Regions from separate parts of the Mus musculus genome. Here regions 1 and 3 are each linked to region 2. The links are chromatin contacts, found by Hi-C or POLR2A ChIA-PET in ENCODE. All regions are on one chromosome and are shown on one strand. The core of a region is the stretch at or near the end of the contact, and the rest is flanking DNA. Distances in the headings are between cores, read along the strand shown.

The links. A loop is a pair of places that touch in the nucleus more often than their neighbours do. ChIA-PET counts read pairs that join two places held with the same protein, here RNA polymerase II (POLR2A).
Region 1: a loop to region 2 is called in a map of heart, with 4 times the contacts of the local background. The contact joins two enhancer-like sites. A Hi-C loop is called at or near these places in 4 of 37 maps with a recorded cell type or tissue (adrenal gland and heart). POLR2A ChIA-PET finds 5 or more read pairs at or near these places in 4 of 5 experiments (Patski and embryonic stem cell).
Region 3: a map of Patski shows a loop between it and region 2 (4-fold over the local background). The contact joins two enhancer-like sites. A Hi-C loop is called at or near these places in 3 of 37 maps with a recorded cell type or tissue (Patski and heart). POLR2A ChIA-PET finds 5 or more read pairs at or near these places in 5 of 5 experiments (Patski and embryonic stem cell).

Annotation. Positions count from the first base shown.
Region 1 is chr14:76,672,685-76,675,637 of GRCm38, reverse strand. The region is part of intron 2 of 1700105F02Rik (a long non-coding RNA gene); the gene reads left to right. Among named protein-coding and RNA genes, the nearest start is that of 1700108F19Rik, 3.4 kb to the left of the region's middle. Within about 2 kb of position 1,702, at least 1 of the 3 ENCODE cell types and tissues checked has a DNase peak (open chromatin) inside an H3K27ac peak, as active enhancers do.
Region 2 is chr14:76,507,453-76,510,628 of GRCm38, reverse strand. Tsc22d1 (TSC22 domain family, member 1) reads right to left here. Exons shown (of 3, transcript NM_207652.3): 3 at 2,864-3,176. Among named protein-coding and RNA genes, the nearest start is that of 4930444M15Rik, 12 kb to the left of the region's middle. Within about 2 kb of position 1,729, at least 2 of the 3 ENCODE cell types and tissues checked have a DNase peak (open chromatin) inside an H3K27ac peak, as active enhancers do.
Region 3 is chr14:76,712,585-76,715,704 of GRCm38, reverse strand. No RefSeq gene overlaps it. Among named protein-coding and RNA genes, the nearest start is that of 1700105F02Rik, 37 kb to the right of the region's middle. Within about 2 kb of position 1,589, at least 1 of the 3 ENCODE cell types and tissues checked has a DNase peak (open chromatin) inside an H3K27ac peak, as active enhancers do.

The DNA.
Region 1 (2,953 bases), core at 453-2,952, 170 kb before region 2:
ACTGTCAGCTGATCAATCCAACTGCTGCCCCAAGTCCCTTCCACATCCCCACAGAATCTCCATCGTAATAATACATCTTCAGTGAACAGGGAGGCATTCCTCTTGCTACTTGCTTACTGCACTGAATATTTGTGTCATCCCAAATTCATATGTTGCAAGCTACGCATCGAGGTGATGGTGTTAGGAGGTGGGTCCCTGGGAGGTGATTAATGCCTTTCTAAAAGAGACTCATGGAATAGGGGAAACATGCTTTCTCCTTTCCGGGATGTGAGGGCAAAGCAATCAGGCAACCTGTGAGCCAGGAAAGGGGCCTCGCCTGCCTTTACTCTGCAGCCTCCTTCCAAGCAATACATTCCTCTTGCTTATCAATTACCCAGTCAAAGGGATCTTGTCACAGCTGCCTGAACGGACAAAAGCAAAGCTGTTAGGAAGAACTGGGGGAGGGTGTGGGGGAGGGCTATTCTTAGCTGTCAACTTGACTATATCTGGAATGAACGACAATCCAGAAACGGAGGGCACACCTGTGGGAGATTTTCTGCTTGGTTTGAAGTGGGTGAACCTGCTGCTAGTCCGGATGTTTGAGGTAGGGAGACACTCGCCTTTGATCCAGATCTTGAGGCGGGAAGACATAAGCCTTTGATCCGGATATTAAGGCTGGAAGACTGTAGGCCTTTAATTTGGATCTTGAAGTGCTAAGGCACATGCCTTTAATCCAAATCTTGAGCAGGGCAAAGACACACCTTTAATATGGGCCATACCTTCTGCTGGAAGTCTATATTAGGACATAGAAGAAGGAAGTTTTCGTTCTTGTCTGCTTGTCCTTGCCTTGCTAGCACGACCATTGCATTATAGCCTACTTCTTCAGGATTCCAGACTATACTGAAAACCAGCTGAAACCCAGCGTTGTGGGACTGAGCAAACTAGATTCTTATAGATAGATGACAGATAGATAGATAGATAGATAGATAGATAGATAGAAAGAAAGAAAGAAAGAAAGAAAGAAAGAAAGAAAGAAAGAAAGAAAGATTCATTCCAGAAGTTCTGTGACTCTAGAGAACCCTGACTAATTCAGAGTACTTCAGGAAAGAATTTTATTTCTTAAAAATAGAAATCTAGTATTTTAGATTTATATGAGGAGTGGTACAACAGACACTGTAAAGCATGAGGACAGCAGTCCTGGGGTGACAATGAAGGACAGAAAAGGAAGAGGTGATCATCAAGTCATCTTGCAAACACCAGAGCCGGGCCACTCCAGGCATCATCTTCAGCAAACATTAAACTGCACTCAGGTCCCCCTGCCACAGTCGACCCTCCTATTCCAGCTTGAAACAGAAAGCATTCTTGAAGTGTGTGTGTATGTATGTGTGTGTTGGGGTAGGGGAGGAGCTGAGCTAGCCAAACCTTCCCATCAAAATAAAAGTTTCTCCATCCCCAGTCTCACAGCACACACGGCCAGTGCTCCACTCTACCAGATGTTTCCAAGGTTTGCTGGTTACACAAAGTTCTTCTTCCCCTTTTTCGAACCTCCTGACCACAATCACTCCACTAATGATAAGCTATTTAAAGGCACCAAGTAGCCTGAATCATTTTTATATCCACTACTCTCCCCCCCTGCCTGTTAATGATGACTCCTTGGACTATTTCTGTCCTGAGTTGTCATGCCTACTATGGACTAGACAAAACAAACCACCTTGCACGCGCGCATGCGAGCACACACACACACACACACACACACACAGTCACACGTTTATTGACTTGAAACAAGAACCAGCAAGCCAGAATTACTGTGTACCACTCAAGATCTGAATGTACCAAAGGAAGTGGAAGTGATCCAACCAGTGTCAAGATACTGAAAAGGAAACCAAGGCCCAAGGAAGGAGAGGAGAGAGAGGCAGGGAAGACCGACAGCGGCAGCTCTGGGCTGGACGCCTGTGAGATTGACTGCACTGATATGACAAGCGGCTGCCATAATCAGTTTTTGTAAAAGCTGCTCTCCTAGGTTGTAATCAATTAAAGCATGCAGTGTTTATTCTCAGACTTTCCTATTCTGGGACTGGAGGGCTCCAGACTAAGCTCGCACACCCATCCCTTGCCTGGCACAATCTGCACATCAGTCACACTGGTTTTGGGTGGTCAGGCAAAGAAGGGATTAGTGGATGGCTGTGCCCGCAGAAGTCAGGAAGATGTCGTGGGAGGCAGTACCAGCCACAAGTGGCACCTGACCGCACCAGAAACACTACCATTGGAGAGTTGACCCTACTTATGTTTAATCTTAACTGGTGATTTTTACACCCCTCTGTGTGCAGGAGGCAAGATCAGCTTTCTTGTTTGTTAGTAAAGATCATATGGGCTGAGAATGTCGTGGAACACTGCAGGGCTTGTTTGCCTGCCACATACGAGGTCTTGGATTTGATTCCTAGTACTACAGTAAACAAAGAAGCAAATAAATAAATATTTTGAGATGTTGTGGTACACACATGACATCCCAAGTCTTAGAGACTGCTGTAGGATCGTGAGTTCAGGGCCAGCTTGGGCTACATAGATAAACCCTATCTCAGGAACAAAGGGAGGGGGAGGGGAGAGGAACATGCGATGCTTTTGCGGGAGGTCAACATTAACTAACCTAGGATGCAAGAAAGAAAATAGTGTGACTGACAGAAACCTCCTCTGCTCCTATGTAGGACTTTCTAATCACCACACAAAGGGGCTTTTCACCACATGCAGTCTACACTCCGTCCATAACCTTGGCAATCAATGAGACCCTTCAAGTTCTCCCAACAAGAGCATCCATGCAAGAAGGCAGGCTACAGGAGGGAGGGGAGGAGAGTCCCAGTCAAAATGAAAACACAGACTTCTTCAAGACAGCACATGCAGCTACAAAGGCAATTTTTTCCTCCTGAAGTTGAAATCGATAGGAAATTAAATCCATCAGCTTATCTCTGCTGCCAGAGCT
Region 2 (3,176 bases), core at 480-2,979:
TTTGTAGTATGGATCTCCGACTCCCGACAGTTCCACCACCACCCCCGATGGCTCACCCACTGCATAGTTTAAAGTGTTTGTCAGAAGCCACGGACCTTGGGATACTCATTTCCTCCTTCGCATCCCAGGCAGAAGATGCTAAAATGCTCCGTGGTGACCCATGCTTGCTCCTAGGGCTGTGCTTCCTCACTCAGGGCAGCAGGGGAAGGCCTTCTGCTTTGATCATTCCCTCATAAAGGACAGCAAGTGCCTCACCTCCATGGACACTAGGTCTTCATTTGCAGATGGGTGGAAACCCAGAGGATCATTTTGGGTCAATTTGGCAGAATTCAAATCCTTCAGCACTCACTCACCAGGAAGGAAACCCAAGTCTCAAAGTGATACCTAACTCCAAGGCAGAGGCAGGGACAGGGAAGAAGACAACAATGGATCTAAGACAACCATCACGTCCCAGTTTGCACTGGGCAGTGGTACAGTGTTTAGAACTGAGTTCTACCTTCTGGGAAGACCCCAGCCAACCAGTGTGGTCGTTTGTCACAACAGGTCGTCACGGCAGTCCTGCTTAAGGAAAGACACGGAGCACTTAGAAAGCAACGGAGACCATCTTCATTGCAATGTATGTTGTCCCTGGAAACTCAGAGAATTGGTTTTGAGAACTACACAGTCTTGTAGCACACACATCCACAGTCACAATCTTGGTCCCTGGGTTGACTGGAGAAGGTGGGGGTAGGGCCATCCTATCAAGAGACATGGCTTCTCATTTAGCAATACTTTTTGTTTGTTTGTTTGTTAATTTCGAGAAATGTCTTGTTATATAGCACTGGATGGCCTTGAACTCAAGATCTTGCTTCAGCTGGATCTACAGGCATGTATCTCCACAGTCATTAACTAGCGCTCTTAAAGATGTCTGCCCTCAGCCTGGGGTTCACACACACACACACACACACACACACACACACACACACACACACACGATTGGCAGAGATGGATCTTGGGCAGGTTGAAGATACTCGTTGATATTCTCTGAAGAAACTAACCCAGCATTCTAAGACTCGGTGCTCAGTCTCCATGAGAAGGGCTTTTCTAATTTGAGCTGAAGTTTAGCCAAGTTCTGGGTCTTGAAAGCTCTCACCCAGTGATTTCATGGATGGGGAGGTGGGTCTGTGGATTTCTGTTCCCTCCAAATATCAAATAGCCGGTTTCCACAGCACCTCAGGTGCGGTCGGCGAGTGTCTTTCTCCCACACAGCAGAGCAGGAACCTCATGGCACAATCTGCTCCCCAGTCCTGTTGGTAGGCAGTATTTTCAAACGATTTTATCTGGGAGGAAATTTCATTTTCGGCTTGTGTCTGATCTTACTGCTGTGATTACTGTCTGAATGGATGGGAAATGGACAGCTAAAGGCTGTCACTGCACAAGGCTTCATCTTGTATTTCACTCAGCCGGAGGGACAGTAGTGCCTGCATTGAAATTCATTTTCATTCCTAATTATGGTTATAATTAACTTTTATACGTTTCCTGAGCAAATATATAAACCTGATTTCTGGCACGCTGTATTCATCACAATTATTTTTACTTTTAAACTATGCGAAAACCAAAAGCACAGCTCCTGAATTCTGAACATTGTTAATTTGAAGCAGAGAGCAGGCATTCTTAGAATCACATGGTACCGTCGTCTCTCCGGCACTGTGCCTGGGTCTGTCCTGCAGTGACGTCACGAACACCCAGGGCTCACACTAGATCTCCTTCGGCTTTAGAAGTCACTCCTGCTCCATGGCAGGTGAAGTGTGACTCTATCAACTCCATAGTGACCCACGGGCCAAGGATGCCTAGTTAGGTTTGTGAGTTAGCAATAAGATGTGCTTAGAAATCAACTTAGATATGTTTAAATAGCAGTCAGTAAAACTTCTGAATTTACAAAGGCGAGGAAAGGCCATAAAAATATATCTTTTCATGTTAATGATTCATTACTATTTCACATATCAAGACACCGCAATCTTGTGAGATTTTCTATTAGTCGAAATAATGTCTATTTAGTTCATCAAGGGTGGAGACTTTAAATTCTCCACAGCTACATGAAAAAATGTGAGATGAAATGGCTACTGTCTAGTTTTCTTCAGAGAATCACCATCGAAGCTTCCCGTTAGATCAGTTATGTAGCTCTAAGTATGAGACACTGTCAAGTTCTTGCTGCCCTCCAGTTATCATTATGGCAACTGCCATCGGCTTACAGTGAGGACTTAGGTAACCCTCAGAGGATGCACAGGATGGACCCAACTCGCACCACATCCAAGAGCTATTGCCGAGGTCCTGGGGCAGAGAGCCAAGCCTGTCCTGCTAAGGCCCTTCCTCCTCCTTAGGCTCCACTGTGTTTACACATCACCCAGAAGGGAGAGATGTCCCAGGTCCTACCTAGCTCAAGCCCAGTACATCCTTTCAACCCCCAGAAGAGTGTCTACAAACACAACTACTCTCCCAGGGGCCAGAAACTCATTCTGGCAGCAGAGCTGTCAACGTGGAAACGAACCTGTCCCTCTTCCTTTAACCTTCACACACCAACCAGGCTTGTTCCCTCTCAGTTCAGCAACTACGAATAAATAAGCTCTACATAAACCCTCAAATTTTAAATTGGAGAAGTGAAGATTCTCTTATCAGTCCAGAGGGGTGAAGTGACTTAGTCACAAGAGAATGAGCCCTTCTGCCTGCATTCCCCCCCCCCCCCCAATCAAAACAATGTCTCCTCTCTTCTGGAGTCAAAGCACTGGTGTCAGCGCCCTGAGACTTTACTAGGCAAACTGCTGTTGACTTCATGAAGAGCAGCTGTGGAAATGAATGTATTAATGGCGTCATATAGAAACACGTGTGTATCAACATTTGATATGCTTTATTGAAAGGTGACAAGTAGAACAGGTAAATACAGTGGGGACTGTGTGGGGGACATGCGCAGAACGACTATACAGGTGAGGTGCAGAAACCCCTACTGGGAAATCCACTTCCTTAGCAACTGACCACTTCTCCAGGTATCACCAGCTTAACTGACATCGGTCACGGGGAGTTTACTTCGCAAGACTTCAGCAGCTAGATTCCGGGATTACACAGAGTGACTAACTGGGCCAAATTCTTAAAATTTCTTCAGGTGTGGTTTTTGTCACAAAGCAGTTTTTAAGTAGATCTCT
Region 3 (3,120 bases), core at 340-2,839, 210 kb before region 2:
GGCTCTGTTAATTGGATGAAGAGTTTTGGAGTTGTTACTTCTGTGCATCATACCATGTGTATGGTACTTCCTACATGATCAGGAAATATTCAGTGAGAGAATAAATGACCAACTGATCATGAACCCAACATTCATCAAAGAGTTGGCCAGATCATTAGCATACAATATAAAATCCTAAAAGACTAATAACTCTAATTGAGAAAAGTTAGGATTGATGTGTGTGTACAAATCTTAGGACTGGGGTACGTGTGCAAATGTGTGGTGCTGGATCTTGTGCTTATAAACTTGATCTCACCGTCACCTGAAGTCTGAAAAACTCCCTCAGGTCATGAAGGCACACTGGAGCAACCCTTTCTTACCTCACCTAAGTAGACAAAAATAAAACCAAAACAAAACAAAACTTCACACTCCACTATCAGTCTCATACTTCTCTGAAAGCTACAAATTGTTCATGCTCTTGAACGCTAAGGGTCAAGTGGGCTGGTCTCTACCACCAGGTTTCTATTCTTTGCTATTCTTTTGACACAACCCCAAAACTCTTCGGCCAGTTAATTTTTAGACACCAGATAAGTCGGGAGCTGTGGTGCAGCACTGGAGGTCTCCTGCCAGATACTAATTTCATGAGTCAGCACCCTTAACCTTTCTGTAGTTAAGCGACCCCTGCATAGGGTGGCATGCAAGCCAAGTCAGGAGCTCGGGCTTCATGGGAACATCTGGAGGCTCCTTTGCAGGCTTGTTAATGATCTCCAGTGTTTAGCTCAGTTACTCCCACCATCTCCTAACAGACAAGAGAGGTGCAGAAGGTTCCATGGGCCTGGCTGAACCCAACTCCCACACCCTAGGCAGGCACTAGGCCAGAATTCTGTGACGGAATATCACTGCAAACCCATGAAAGGAAGTTTCAAAAGAGCTGTTTTAAAATCCCACATCAGAGCCAAGGTCAACAGTCTGGGACCCGGTTGCCACTCCAACTTGGGTTAGGCAAAGCAAGCAGCTGGGTGAGCCGGGTGAAGCTAGGGAATCCATGGAGAAGGGCGTTCAAAGAATGCGTTAGAGTTGAGTCTCATCGATTCATGGTGCCTGCTGCCCTTGAGAAACTCTGGATGCTTTGAAAGGGAGATGCTGTAATGCGCACTGAGGTATCGAGTGCCTGCAGAAGGATTCAGTTCAAATTGGAAATCATCAACAACAATCACCCTGTGAGCAATATTTCCTGAATCCTTCCTCCATGCAGGACGGTCAGACCGACTCTCCTATTGTGGAAAGACCACTGACCCCACTGGGCACATCCTAGAGAAACCATTCCCGTGTGTACCGTTATCCCTACTCCATGCCTAGCACATACTACAGCTTTCATATGTCCCATGCATGTCTAAAGACCACCAGCAAACAGTGGCTATCCTGGTGCCAGGACACCGTTAAGTGGTGAAGTGAAAAGAGGAGAGTGTGGTCTTCCCATCAAGTGTCTCAGTGACAAATAGGGCACTTCCTGGAGGGGGAAGGGCTGGATAGAAGAGATAAGCACTGCCCCGGGTGTCTGCATGCTCCCATCCTGCTGGAGCTGAGGCCAAAGACTGTTTGAAGTTCACAAGGGAGAGCCGCTTGGCCTGAGAACATGCATGTTATTTTTTCCCCCATCATTTGCAGAGTCATCCACTTAGGGTGAGGGCACAGCTCAGCAGTCGTCCTTGCAGCTCGCTGGCCACCTTTGACCTATTCGGTTTAACCTCAAAGAAAAACACGGACTTAAGAAGGAGCAAAACTTGGACTTCTGAGATCCTTAAGCAAATTGGTTTCTGGAGCCTCTGGGAAGGTTCTGCACTAGCAAGCTGCTAAATGTCACCGCTGCTCAACCCTCAGTGAGAAACTCAATGATCAATTACCTCCAGCATGCCAGGTGCTGGTAAACAGACCATTTCCCCCAGCCCTGCTCCAAACTCACCATCTTCTTTCATCTTCATGCTTAGTCCAGTCATGACCATCTCTCTGGAGCTCAGACCTGTCACAGGAACTCAAAGCTTTATCCGTGTGAGTCAGCCTCCTCCTTCAGAAGTTTATGATTCCTCGGTGTCTTCAAGGTTAGGTCTATTCTCTGGAGCTTAGCACCCAAAGCCACCGGTGAGTGTCCCCAGTTGCCCCTCTTCATGCACCACCACCACCCCACACCTCCCCCTCACATATCCCCATGCAGGTTTGCTTCTCTCAGCTTCTTTCTGTGGCTCTCACAGTTCTGATTCACCCTGAGTGACCAAAGCATCCTGCTTTTCTCCTAGATCCTTCTTTCCCTTCCCTATCACAACGGCTTTCCTGGGTCCACAGTGAGACAAACTGGCCCCCTGAAACTCTTTCTCTCGGGTCCTCAATGCCCTTTTCTGTCTTGACTTATGTGTTCATTCTCAATGGAGAATAGCTCACTCCCCCAAGTGAGCCAGAAGTGGTTCTTGGCAAGCAGGGGTACTATTCTCTTTATTATAAAATACAGATGTGCAGCCAGTATACAAACAGAGTGTATCTGTATTATTAAAATTTCATGGACAACAGGCAGGGAAGAAGGGTCAACAGTCAAGACCACTTGCTGCTCTTTCCTTCCCATGACCAGTGCCCAGTTCCCAGCACATACACTGGGGTAGCTCATGATTGCCTGTAACTCTGGCTCCAAGGGGATCCAGAGCTCCCAGCCTCCACAGGAACCTGAGTCTACTCACATGAACACGCCCATGCACAGACAGGCACGCACACGTAATTTAAAATGAAACCCTTTTAAAATGCCCATGATCTGGAGGAGATAATGAGAAATATCCAGAGACTGCATATGTAACTCTGTAACATGCTTGCCTACCATGCGCCAAGCCCTGGATTTGATTCCCAGCACCATATAAACCAGGAATCATGGTTCATGCCTGGAATGTAGCATTCTAGAGGCAGAGGCAGGAAGAGGTCTAACTTCAAGGTCAGCCTTGGGCACTCAGGGAATCTGAGGCCAGCCTAGATTACATAAGGTCCTGTCTCAAAAACAAACAAACAAACAAACAAACACCTAAATAAAGAAAACAGCCTGAAAAGGCTCTGTGGAAACCTGGTGAGAGAAAGACTGAGAAATACAGCAGGCACATGAGCAGT